2 separate regions of the Homo sapiens genome follow, and region 1 is linked to region 2. A link is a contact called in ENCODE Hi-C or POLR2A ChIA-PET data. All regions are on one chromosome and are shown on one strand. Each heading gives the region's core, a stretch centred on a gene start or an enhancer-like site at or near the end of the contact. The rest is flanking DNA. Distances are from core to core; before and after follow the strand shown.

Region 1 (5,448 bases), core at 1,041-3,540, 1.0 Mb before region 2:
TAATGTATGCATTGTGCAGTGATTAAATCAAGCTAATTACTAAATGCTTCTGATCCTACCATTTCCCTCCCCAGTAGCTTCTTCTTTACCTATAGAATAAAGTTGAAATGCATAATTTAGCATGGCATCTCTACCTCCCAGATTAGGTCCAGCCTACCTTTTCAGTTTTGCCTCCCCTTAATAAGCCACAGAGTTCAACCCAGTGAGTCTCATCCCTGACTGTGTGTTAAGACTACTTGGAAAGCAATATCTAGGGGTGAGGCCTGAGGATTAACATTTTTAAAGCTTCCCCAAAGATCCTGATGCACAAGCAGGGTAGCAAACCCCTGGTCTAGCCACAACTGGCTACTTGTACTTCTTCATCTCCATGGTACTACATTACTCTAAGCTCCACATACTGGGAGCTGGTAGAGCATAGCATTCATGGGGATTGACTCTGGAACCAAATCCCAGCTCCATCACTTACTGGTTGTGTGACCTTGGATTAAATGCTGTTTCCTCCAAGAACTCTTTCCCTGTCTTCCCAATCAGAATTAATTTGTTTGCTCCTTTGTAATATTTTCTGTCCTTGTTATAGCACAGGGCTGGTTCCTGATGAGCTCTCAATGGATTTTCATGGAATTAAATTATCATGCCATATATTTTATTGTCATTATTTGCATGCATTTGTGCCCCTACACTAAATTAAAAACTCTTTGAGGGCAAAGATTTTATATCATTCATCTTTGTATATCCTAGAGTGCCCCATTCGTATTAGACACTCAGTAAGTTTTGAATTCTATAAACTATTTTTTAAATGAATTTTAGAGAAAGAAATACCATTAGCAAGATACTCTATTTAGAGTTATTTTCAAATATTGCCAAGTACAACATTCAATCCAGCTTGTTCACCACCAACCCCCCACCTCTCAGCACTAAGGTTGTATGATTCTCTAGGATATGGATCCTCACTCTAGCGGGGAACTAGCAGAATGATGAATTTCCGTGCCTACTGTCACAAACCCATATCTCATTGTCAAGTCTGCCAACCTGGCATATTCACATAAGGAGTCTTTACGTTATGAAGAGGTGTAATGTATACAGTCAATCCACAGAGGATCAATAAACACCACAGTTTTCCTTCACACACATGAATCATAAGGGTAGCTGGATTCAAATGTTTACACATCAACTCTAATTTTAACCATCTTCATCCACATCCCCCTTGACAATTCCCTGTTCCCAAAATAAATTCGTGTAGTTTGGCCATTTGGCTTAGATTGACTGACTCAACTGTAATTCTGGAGCCATGAGTTATTTTGCTTGTGCTCTTGCTTTATTTGTGTAGTTAGCTGGTTATTTGTTCAAGCATTATTTGACATTTTCTTAGTAAAGGAGACCGGTGAGTAGCTTCCAGAAGCCCAGAAGCAGACATAACCTCCATTGGGACCTCCTGTGCACTTATGCCCCGTAATCCCCTATTCCAGATTGTTATGACCCAAACTTTAAGGAGAACTGAATGAAAAAGGACAGAAAGGTTAAATGTATCCTACTCAACATATTTATGATGTTTATTTTTTTATTTATTAATTTATTTATTTGAGTCAGAGTCTCCCTCTGTTGCCCAGGCTGGAGTGCAGTGGGGCAATCTCGGCTCACTGCAGCCTCCACCTCCCAGGTTCAAGCGATTCTCCTGCCTCAGCCTCCCGAGTAGCTGGGATTACAGGCGCCCGCCACCATGCCCGGCCAATTTTTGTATTTTTGGTAGAAACGGGGTTTCACCATGTTGGCCAGGCTGCTCTCGAACTCCTGACCTCAAGTGATTCGCCCGTGTCGGCCTCCCAAAGTGCTGAGATTACAAGCTATTTATGATGTTTAATGTGTGCTGTTTGTCTCTCACCTCCAGAATTAAGCTCCTCAGGACAGGGATCCTGTTTTGTTCACTGATGTTTGCCTGGTCACCTAGAACAGGTGCCTGGCACACAGTAGCTGTCAGTCAGTATTTAATTGAATGATTGAATGTATCCCCATGTACTTCTTCGTCTATGCCTTTCTCCTCATGAGAAAATGAGAAGAGGGTTGCGCTTGTTGACTGAGATGCGATGAGGGCTAGGTTTGTGGAGGCCCAGCCGAGTTCCTGGACAGATCCCCAACCCAAAGCTTTTGGGTTGCCGGACAACCGCGTCCTGAAATCCCACCTTCTGGGCGGGCCCGGGCCGAGGCGCCGTCTCTGATTGGTCAGCTGGAGGTGATGGGCATGAGCGACAGCGAAGGAGCAGCTACACACTAAACTTCCGGGCGCGGAGGTTTGCGCGCCTTGGTGAGCCGTTGGCGTGGTGGTCCCGGAGTGATCCTGGCAGCCGGTGGGGAAGACAAGGAGGGTGAGCCGCCAGGGGCCCCCAGGGTGTGCTTCTCAGGTCGATTAGCCCTAAAATGTTAGTAGCAGGGGATTCTGGGAGTTAGTAGCAGGGAATTCTGGTAGTGAGGGAGCGGGACCGGGCATGGATGTAAGGAGGTCATCGGTCCTCAGGTTATTTCCCCAGAAGAGGCTTCAGCGGGCAGCTGCGATCCGAAGCTCCCTCTCCCGGCGTCTGGTTCTTCCTTCACACACACCTTATCACATCCACTCACGTTTCCATTTCCAGGACCTTGAAGTCGGGGAGAGGTCGCAATGGTTAAGGATGGACAGGGGTGGGTGTGGCCCTTTCTGACTCAGGCTTGCGGGTCCTGGAATAATAGCCCTTCACTCTTCTGCTTTCCTGGTTTCTGACAGGTTTGAGCATGGCAGAAGGAAACACCCTGATATCAGTGGATTATGAAATTTTTGGGAAGGTGCAAGGGGTGTTTTTCCGTAAGCATACTCAGGTATGTGGCCTGCAGGCTTTGGGGTGGTAACCTAGGTTGTGGGCATAGGAACAAGGGACGTGTTCTTGACAAATGTGAACTAGAAGCCGCTGGCTATTTGGTAGCTGCATGGCAAAGAGGTAGTTTGTAGAGCAATGAGTATGAAAATGCTGTGCAATCGGTAAAACATGGTGTAAATGGAAGATCACCCTGCTGTTATTATTAGTCAGTGGTGCCTGAGCATCTAGATACACATATTAATGAGCTTCTCTCTTCCAAGGGAAATAGAGGGCTTCCCCAGTGCTCGCCGTTGTGGCATCATCAAACCAAGTCAGGTTTCTTATAGAAAGGCTAACATTGATTGAAGAGCTGGCATTTAGATGACCTGATGTCATGTATATAACATATATAAATGCTTCCTCTGCAGCTGCTGCACTTTCTTCAGACCTCTTTCTCCAAGCTTCCCTCAGTTCTCCACTTAATTTCTTTCTATTCTTTTTTGGTTTTGAAAGAACATTTACCTTTTCCAGCTGACGTTTTTCTTATTAAAAACTCTTTATCCATTCCAGAATAGGTGATGGGAACACTGAATGTGGAGCCTGGTATTCTTCCTAGAGCAATAAAGGATTATTTGAGGGGATGGACAAACTGTTGGCAGCCTCTACCTCTGCTTTAATGTGGCTAATCTTCCCTCAACAGGCACACACAAATGCAAGCTCAATTTACCCTCTGCCTTCTGTAGGTATTGGCTATTGCCTTCCCAGTGTGTCGCTAATCCCACAGATAATGAGTTAGGACTGCAAAACTTCTTTTTTTTTTTTTTTTTTTTTTGTATTTTTAGTAGAGACAGGGTTTCACCATCTTGGCCAGGCTGGTCTTGAACTCCTGGCCTCGTGATCCATCCGCCTCAGCCTCCCCAAGTGCTGGGATTACAGGTGTGAGCCACCGCACCCGGCCAGGACTGCAGAACTTCTTAAGTGTCTCATTCCTGGGACTGTGGTACTTAAAATTCAAATTCTAACCTGGAAGGAATCTTTGAAACATGAATGTGAATTGTCAATACCTCTTTCCCTTTTTCTTTTTTTTTTCTGAAGGATGGTGGCACAGTCACAGCTTATTGCAGCCTTAACCTCCCAGGCTCAAATGATCCTCCTTCCTCAGCCTCCCAAGTAGCTGGGACCACAGGTGCATGCCGCCACACCCAGCTTTTTTTTTTTTTTTCTCTTTTAACAGAGAGCTATGTTGCCCAGGCTGGTCTCAAACTCCCAGGCTCAAGTGATCCTTCTGCCTCGGCCTCCCACCAGTGTGCTGGGATTACAGGCATGAGTGACCATACCCAGCCAATACCTCTTTTTCTTTTCTTTTCTTTTTTTTTTTTTTTTTTTTTTTGAGACAGAGTTTCATTCTTTTTGCCCAGGCTGGAGTGCAATGGCACGATCTCAGCTCACCGCAACGTCCGCCTCCCGGGTTCAAGCGTTTCTCCTACTTCAGCTTCCCAAGTAGCTGAGATTACAGGCATGTGCCACCATGCCCCGCTAATTTTGTATTTTTAGTAGAGACAGGGTTTTTCCATGTTGGTCAGGCTGGTCTTGAACTCCCAACCTCAGGTGATCCGCCCACCTTGGCCTCCCAAAGTGTTGGGATTACAGGTGTGAGCCACTGTGCCCGGCCAATACCTCTTTTTCTAATTATTCAAAAATCATTTCTTCCCATCTGACACTCAAATAGGAAATGACTGTTGAAAACAGAATTGCTGAAACTCACAGCAAGAGCTGTGTTCCAGTTAGCTTTGCTACCAGTTATGCAGGTAAGTTCCTGTAAATTAAGGTGATTGAGATAACAGCTTCAAAGATTAGTCAAAGTTGTTGAGGGAAAAGGGTCAGATAGTGGTATGCATAGCCCATCTTTCTCTACCTGCCCCTCTCCCCAGTTTAAAGAGAGAATAACAGAATGCAGAAAAACAAATATTGATTGGAAAACTGCATATAAAATGACATCTATTTTTTCTTAATTAGGCTTGTAGCTTATTCTTTACTATTTATAATCATTTAAATATATATGTTCATTTGAACAGTTGTTTTGCTGCAATGTTTGCTGTTGATATTATCTAGCCTCTTATTTAAATTCCTTCATTTCTAGAGAAGTGACAAATAATAATTCAGGGACTTTTGAAAACTTGGAATATAATTTACATCCCATAAAACCCATCCTCCTAAAGTGTATAATTTGGTGATTTTTAGTATATTCACAAAATGTTGCACTAATTCCAGAACATTTTCATCATCCCAAAAAGAAACCCCTACCTAGGTTAGCACTCACTCCTCATCCCCTGAGCCCCTGGCAACCACTAACCTACTTTCTGTCTCTATGGATTTGCCTATTCTAGATTGTTGTTGTTGTTGTTGTTGTTGTTGAGACAGAGTCTCAACTCTGCCTCATTCTGTCACCCAGGCTGGAGTGCAGTGGCGTGATCTCGGCTCACTGCAACCTCTGCCTCCTGGGTTCAAGTGATTCTTCTCCCTCAGCATCCCAGGTAGCCGGGATTACAGGCATGCACCACCATGCCCAGTTAACTTTTGTATTTTTAGTAGAGATGGGGTTTCACCATGTTGGCCAGGCTGGGTC
Region 2 (5,419 bases), core at 625-3,124:
AGGAAGAGATTTTTCTAAATATTTATTGTATAAGCATTAACAAAACACTCCCCCTTATATATGGTAGGTACCATGATATATAAATATGTACATATTTAAGAATATTTCACCTGTATTTGAATTCTAAATATTTTCACACATATGTACATGTGGACCTTTCTATACTGCCACCCTCCACATCCACTTTCCTACCTCTGGTTCTCAGTCCTCTTCCACAGAGGTAATGGGTTTGCAGTGGAGAGAACCAAAGTCCCACTTTCACCTTTTGTTCTCTTCAAATTAAGGCCAGCTCCATTCCCAACCCCTCAGCCTGTTATAGCTGTTGATGTCCCTTTCTGGCATGATTTAGGCACTAGTGATACACTGTCTCACTACGACCATCCAGGTATCAGGTCTGAGTGGCTCGAAGTACTTGATGCGACAGGGCATGGTGGCTCACGGCTGTCATCCCAGCACTTTGGGAGGCCGAGGCGGGTGGATCACCTGAAGTCAGGAGTTCGAGACCAGCCTGGCCAACATGGTGAAACCCTGTCTCCACTAAAAATAAAAAAATTAGCTGGGCGTGGTGACGGGTGCCTGTAATCACAGCTACTCGGGAGGCTGAGGCAGGAGAATTGGTTGAACCCAGAAGGCAGAGGTTGCAGTGAGCTGAGATCGTGCCATTGCACTCCGGCTTGGGCAACAAGAGCAAAACTTGGTGTCAAGAAAAAAAAAAAAGTACTTGATGCAAGAAATTAGACACTCTAATAGGACCACTGATACTCACTGTAGAAACAAAGCCAGGTTTCTCAAACAATGGGTCATGGAAAATCCAAGGAATAAGGTCTCTTACCCTTAGTGTTCCTCATTGTTCAAATGTGTACTGTAGAAGCATGGTCAAAATCTGAAAACATATGTTAGTGAGTTCTAGGAATGTGATAAGCCCTTGGCACTTTAAGGGCTAGACTAACTGTGCAGTTATGTAAAAACAAAAAAAAAATACCATAAAAGAATACTTACATTAACAAATGGGAAGAAAAAAGCCACATATAAGTATGTACATTGGGCTATCGTTTTATTAAAAAAGAATACTCCAAAATATAGTAGTGTTTATTTTTGGATAATGAGACTACAGGTGATTTTTGTTTTTTCTTTTGGTACTTCCCATGTTTCCCAAACTTTCTGTATTGAGCATGAATTACTCTCTTAAGTTACTTTACAAACATCTCAAGTTTGGTGCCAACTCTGTGTTCCCATATATGGTGTTGTTGCTGGACACCACGTATGACTCCAACGTGTCCAGAAACCACCGGGGTCCCCCAATAGGGCTAGTAGCAATCTAGCAGCAACTCCAGGCCTGTAAGGGGTTAGTGCTAGAACATTACCCACCTCAGTGGCTCTGATCAGTTTGGGAAAACCTCAATAATTATCCAACTTGGTAAAATACTTTAGGTGTCCCCTTTGAACCAAAAGAGATCTCTGAAAAGGCCCAAGGAACTACTTTATACATCCTCTACACGTTTAAGATAATCTGAACACATAGTAGAGATCTGCCAGACTATGGACATGGGAGCTGTAATCCTCACAAGCCGGGAGAGCCGGGGAGAGGGTCCGAGTGGGCCGGCGCGGGGGGCGCCAGGTTGCCAGCCCCAGACCCGAAATCCCAGGCAGGCCCAGGGAGAGGGGACTCTCGGGTGGCTTCTCCTTACTTCGTGTCTTTGCCTTTGCTCTTGCCTTTCTTTTTGTCCTTTCCCTTCGACGGCATCTTGGCTTCCCCAGGGGCTCCGCTGTCGTAGTTGCCCAGCCGCGGCCGCCCTGGCCAGCTCTGTCTCCAAGGGAACCGGGACGCCGAGCTGGCAATGCCCCACCCGCGCCGCTGACGGCGCGCGGAGAGCGCACGCGCCCGTGACGTAGCCCAGGCGCCGCGGCGCGCGGGGTGGGGCGGAGGTCGCGCCGAGGGCGGCGGGCTGCCGCGCAAGGGTGGCGCGCGCGCGGTGAGTGTGCGAGTGTCGGCGGCGCCGGATCCTCTACGTGGGGCCCGGGCTCTGCGGGCGGGAGGCGGGAGCTGGCAGCCCCAGGCGGTAGCGCTTCGTCCTGCGGCCTGGGTGTGTCAGGAGTCGCTGCGGTCGGGGCGCCCTTGCCTCAGGAGACTTAGATCCCCGCTGATCCGCCCGTCCCGCCGCAGTGGTCTGAGCCGCAGCCCTTTCCCGTGCCGCCCGCGGGTCCCGTTCCTCCCGTGTCTCCATGCCGCAGCCAGCGTGGCCGCGGCTACCTTGCCCTCGCCCCCGCTCCGCTTCTGCCGCTCCCGGCACTGCCTTACTCCTTTGGGTTGCATCTCTTTCCTGGCTTTTCACCCTTGCTGATTCTGTAAGGGATAGTGCAGCCAGCGGACGTCCCAGGCCAAATGTTTTTTGATAGGCAGTCGAGGACTTTCCCGAGGGCGGTGGTTGAGGGCGAGGCTGCCAGCCTCCGAAGAGCAGCGGCACGCCAGGGAGCCGGGCGGGGAGGGGAGTGCTGCCACCGAGGTCGGGAGCAGGGTCCTCGGCCTCACTAGGTCCTGTGTGGCCGATACTTCCTGCCCACGACCGCCCCCCGGATTTCCATTTGCTAATACCGGTCCGCAGCCTTCTTTCCTGAAAGTTGCATAAAGTTGGAAGCTCTTCAACTTGCCTCCCCGACTCCTGAAATCCCGAATACACCTCTGAAAAGGAGTGTACTCACAAGTATTCTCATTTTTCAATGAGAGTCAGTCAGTGAGTCATTAAGGAAGGTACGGTATTCTGAGTGCCAAGCCAATAGTTAGGAGACTTGTGGTTGAAGCTCTGCTCTGTTATACTCCATTTCAAATTAAAAAGTTTATTTTAAATGTGGTTGTAGATCCTTCGTCACCATTTCTCTAGGGAGGACTTAATCCGTACACTCCTTCCCGATGTCTTTGACCTCTAATTACTCCCCTCCGCCTTGTTTCCCACTTGCATAGTTTCTGTTTCTGAATTTCTGTTTCTTCTGAGGGAACATGCCGATTTGGTAATGATAAGCCTTGTAAACTTTTTTTTTTTTTTTTCTGAGAGAGAGTCTTCTGTCACCCAGGCTGGAGTGCAGTGGGGCATCTCGGCTCCCTGCAACCTCCACCTCCTTGGTTCAAGCGATTCTCCTGCCTCAGCCTCCCCAGTAAGTGGGACTACAGGTGCATGCCACCACACCCGGCTAATTTTTGTATTTTTGGTAGAGATGGAGTTTCACCATGCTGGCCAGGCTGGTCTCGAACTCCTGGCCTCAGGTGATCCACCTGCCTCGGCCTCCCAAAGTGTTGAGATTACAGGCGTGGGCCACCGCCCCGGCTGTAAACCTTTTTTTTGAGACAAGAGTTTTGCTCTTGTTGCCTAGGCTGGAGTGCAATGGCGCAATCTCGGCTCACCACAACCTCTGCCTCCCGGGTTCAAGCAATTCTCCTGCCTCAGCCTCCCCAGTAACAGACTATAGGTGCGTGCCACCATGCCAGGCTAATTTTTGTATTTTTGGTAGAGACAGAGTTTCACCATGCTAGCCAGGCTGGTCTTGAACTCCTGGCCTCAGGTGATCCACCCGCCTTGGTCTCCCAAAGTGTTGAGATTTACAGGCATGAGCCACCGCCCCCGGCTGTAAAATTTTTTTTTTTTTTTTTTGAGACAGAGTTTTGCTCTTGTTGCCCAGGCTGGAGTGCAATGGCACGATCTCGGCTCACCGCAACCTCCACCTCCCAGTTCAAGCGATTCTCCTGCCTCAGCCTCCCGAGTAGCTGGGATTACAGGCACACACCACCATCCCTGGCTAATTTTGTATTTTTAGTAGAGACAGGGTTTCTCCATGTTGGTCAGGCTGGCGTAAACCTTATTATACATACCATCTGCCAGCATGATCATGGCTTTTTCTTTTCTTTTTTTTTGAGATGGAGTTTCGCTCTTGTTTCCCAGGCTGGAGTGCAATAGCACGATCTCGGCCCACCGCAGCCTCCACCTCCCAGGTTCAAGCAATTCTCCTGCCTCAGCCTCCCGAGTAGCTGGGAATCCAGGCATGCGCCACCATGCCCGGCTACTTTTGTAATTTTAGTAGACACGGGGTTTCTCCATTTTGGTCAGGCTAGTCTCGAACTTCCAACCTCAGGTGATCCGCCCGCCTCGGCCTACCAAAGTACTGGGATTACAGGCGTGAGCCACCACGCCTGGCCGATCATAGCTTTTTCTGAGTGTATTTCTGGTATACTTTCACACTCCCGTGAGTCCATAGGCGGAATCGCCATATATTGAAGAGTTTATCTCTGATGTAAAATCTATAAAGTTACCATTAATTTTGTATGTGTAAGGTTCTGAAAAAGCACACTGTTGATAAGCTGCAGAAAAGAGAGTAGGGCATCTTCTGTCACAGGCTGTATATTTGGAATTTATTCTAGAAATTGGTAACTTTATAATATGAAAGTCAGTCCAAGACTCCTCATTTGAACATAGGCTTACAGATTAATGTATGAACATAAAAATTTGACTATAACAAGATTATTAATGTATGCGTAGTACCTTAGTTATAGTACTTTATAGTTTCTTTTATTGGTTTTTGGGTTTTTTGATGGTTTTTTTGAGATAGGGTCTTACTCTTAACCATGCTGGAGTACAGTGGCAGGATCATGGCTCATTACAGCTTCGACCTCCTGGACTTAAGTGATCCTCCCACCTCAGCCTCTGGCATAGCTGGGACTGTAGGCATGCACCACCATGCCTGGCTAATTTTGTATTTTTTGTAGAGACAGGGTTTTGCCATGTTGCCTAGGCTGGTCTTGAACTCCTGAGCTCAGGTGATCCTCCTGCCTTGGCCTCCCAAAGTGCTGGGATTACAGGCATGAGTCGCCACACTTGGCCTAGTTTATTTTATTGTATTATATATATTTTTTATTGACTAAGTTTGATTTTGTAGATAAAGCTGTTGTGACATGAATATGGCTCAGGGAAATGCCAAGATTTCATACTCTGGTAGAGGTGGATATAGAGTCTACATTCTTCTGAATCCCCTCATTTTCTACCAAAGAACTGGATGTTGTTACTGTCATCTGCTGGTGAGCAACAACTGATAGTACAGATAGTAGAGTAGGAAGTTGCTATTTAGTAGTTTATCTGGTAGCATTTCCTTCCACAGTTACTGGTAGGTGCCTTTACTATGAAGTTCCAGGAATTATTACTAAATAAATTTTCCTTGTTTCATTGTTTAGAACACTAATGCTTTTAAACTTGGAATAAGCCACTTCATGTTTTGTTGACTTGGTTTTGTAATTCTTTTTCTGTCCAGTTTTCCTTGTTCCTGGTCAACAAAGAAATGTGGAGTGTCTTGGCTGAATCCTCATACAGACAAGATCATTATGGTGCTGTTAGGTAGGACTTGTATCCAGATGTAAGGTAATATCTCCACTAGCTTA

What was found. A loop is a pair of places that touch in the nucleus more often than their neighbours do. ChIA-PET counts read pairs that join two places held with the same protein, here RNA polymerase II (POLR2A). Pooled maps may share reads with other maps.
Region 1: a pooled map shows a loop between it and region 2 (5-fold over the local background). The contact joins the promoter of ACYP1 here to the promoter of BBOF1 in region 2. A Hi-C loop is called at or near these places in 6 of 50 pooled maps. POLR2A ChIA-PET finds 5 or more read pairs at or near these places in 2 of 52 experiments (H1 and WTC11).

Annotation. Positions count from the first base shown.
Region 1 is chr14:75,060,866-75,066,313 of GRCh38, reverse strand. It overlaps ACYP1 (acylphosphatase 1), which reads left to right and starts at 2,290. Exons shown (of 3, transcript NM_001107.5): 1 at 2,290-2,360; 2 at 2,753-2,844. The coding sequence starts at 2,761. RefSeq lists an enhancer at 1,950-2,119.
Region 2 is chr14:74,015,804-74,021,222 of GRCh38, reverse strand. It overlaps BBOF1 (basal body orientation factor 1), which reads right to left and starts at 1,874. Exons shown (of 12, transcript NM_025057.3): 1 at 1,689-1,874. The coding sequence starts at 1,744. ENTPD5 (ectonucleoside triphosphate diphosphohydrolase 5 (inactive)) reads left to right here and starts at 1,935. Exons shown (of 16, transcript NM_001249.5): 1 at 1,935-1,973; 2 at 5,293-5,399. RefSeq lists silencers at 1,758-2,007, 2,038-2,107, 2,118-2,257, 2,298-2,367, 2,283-2,577.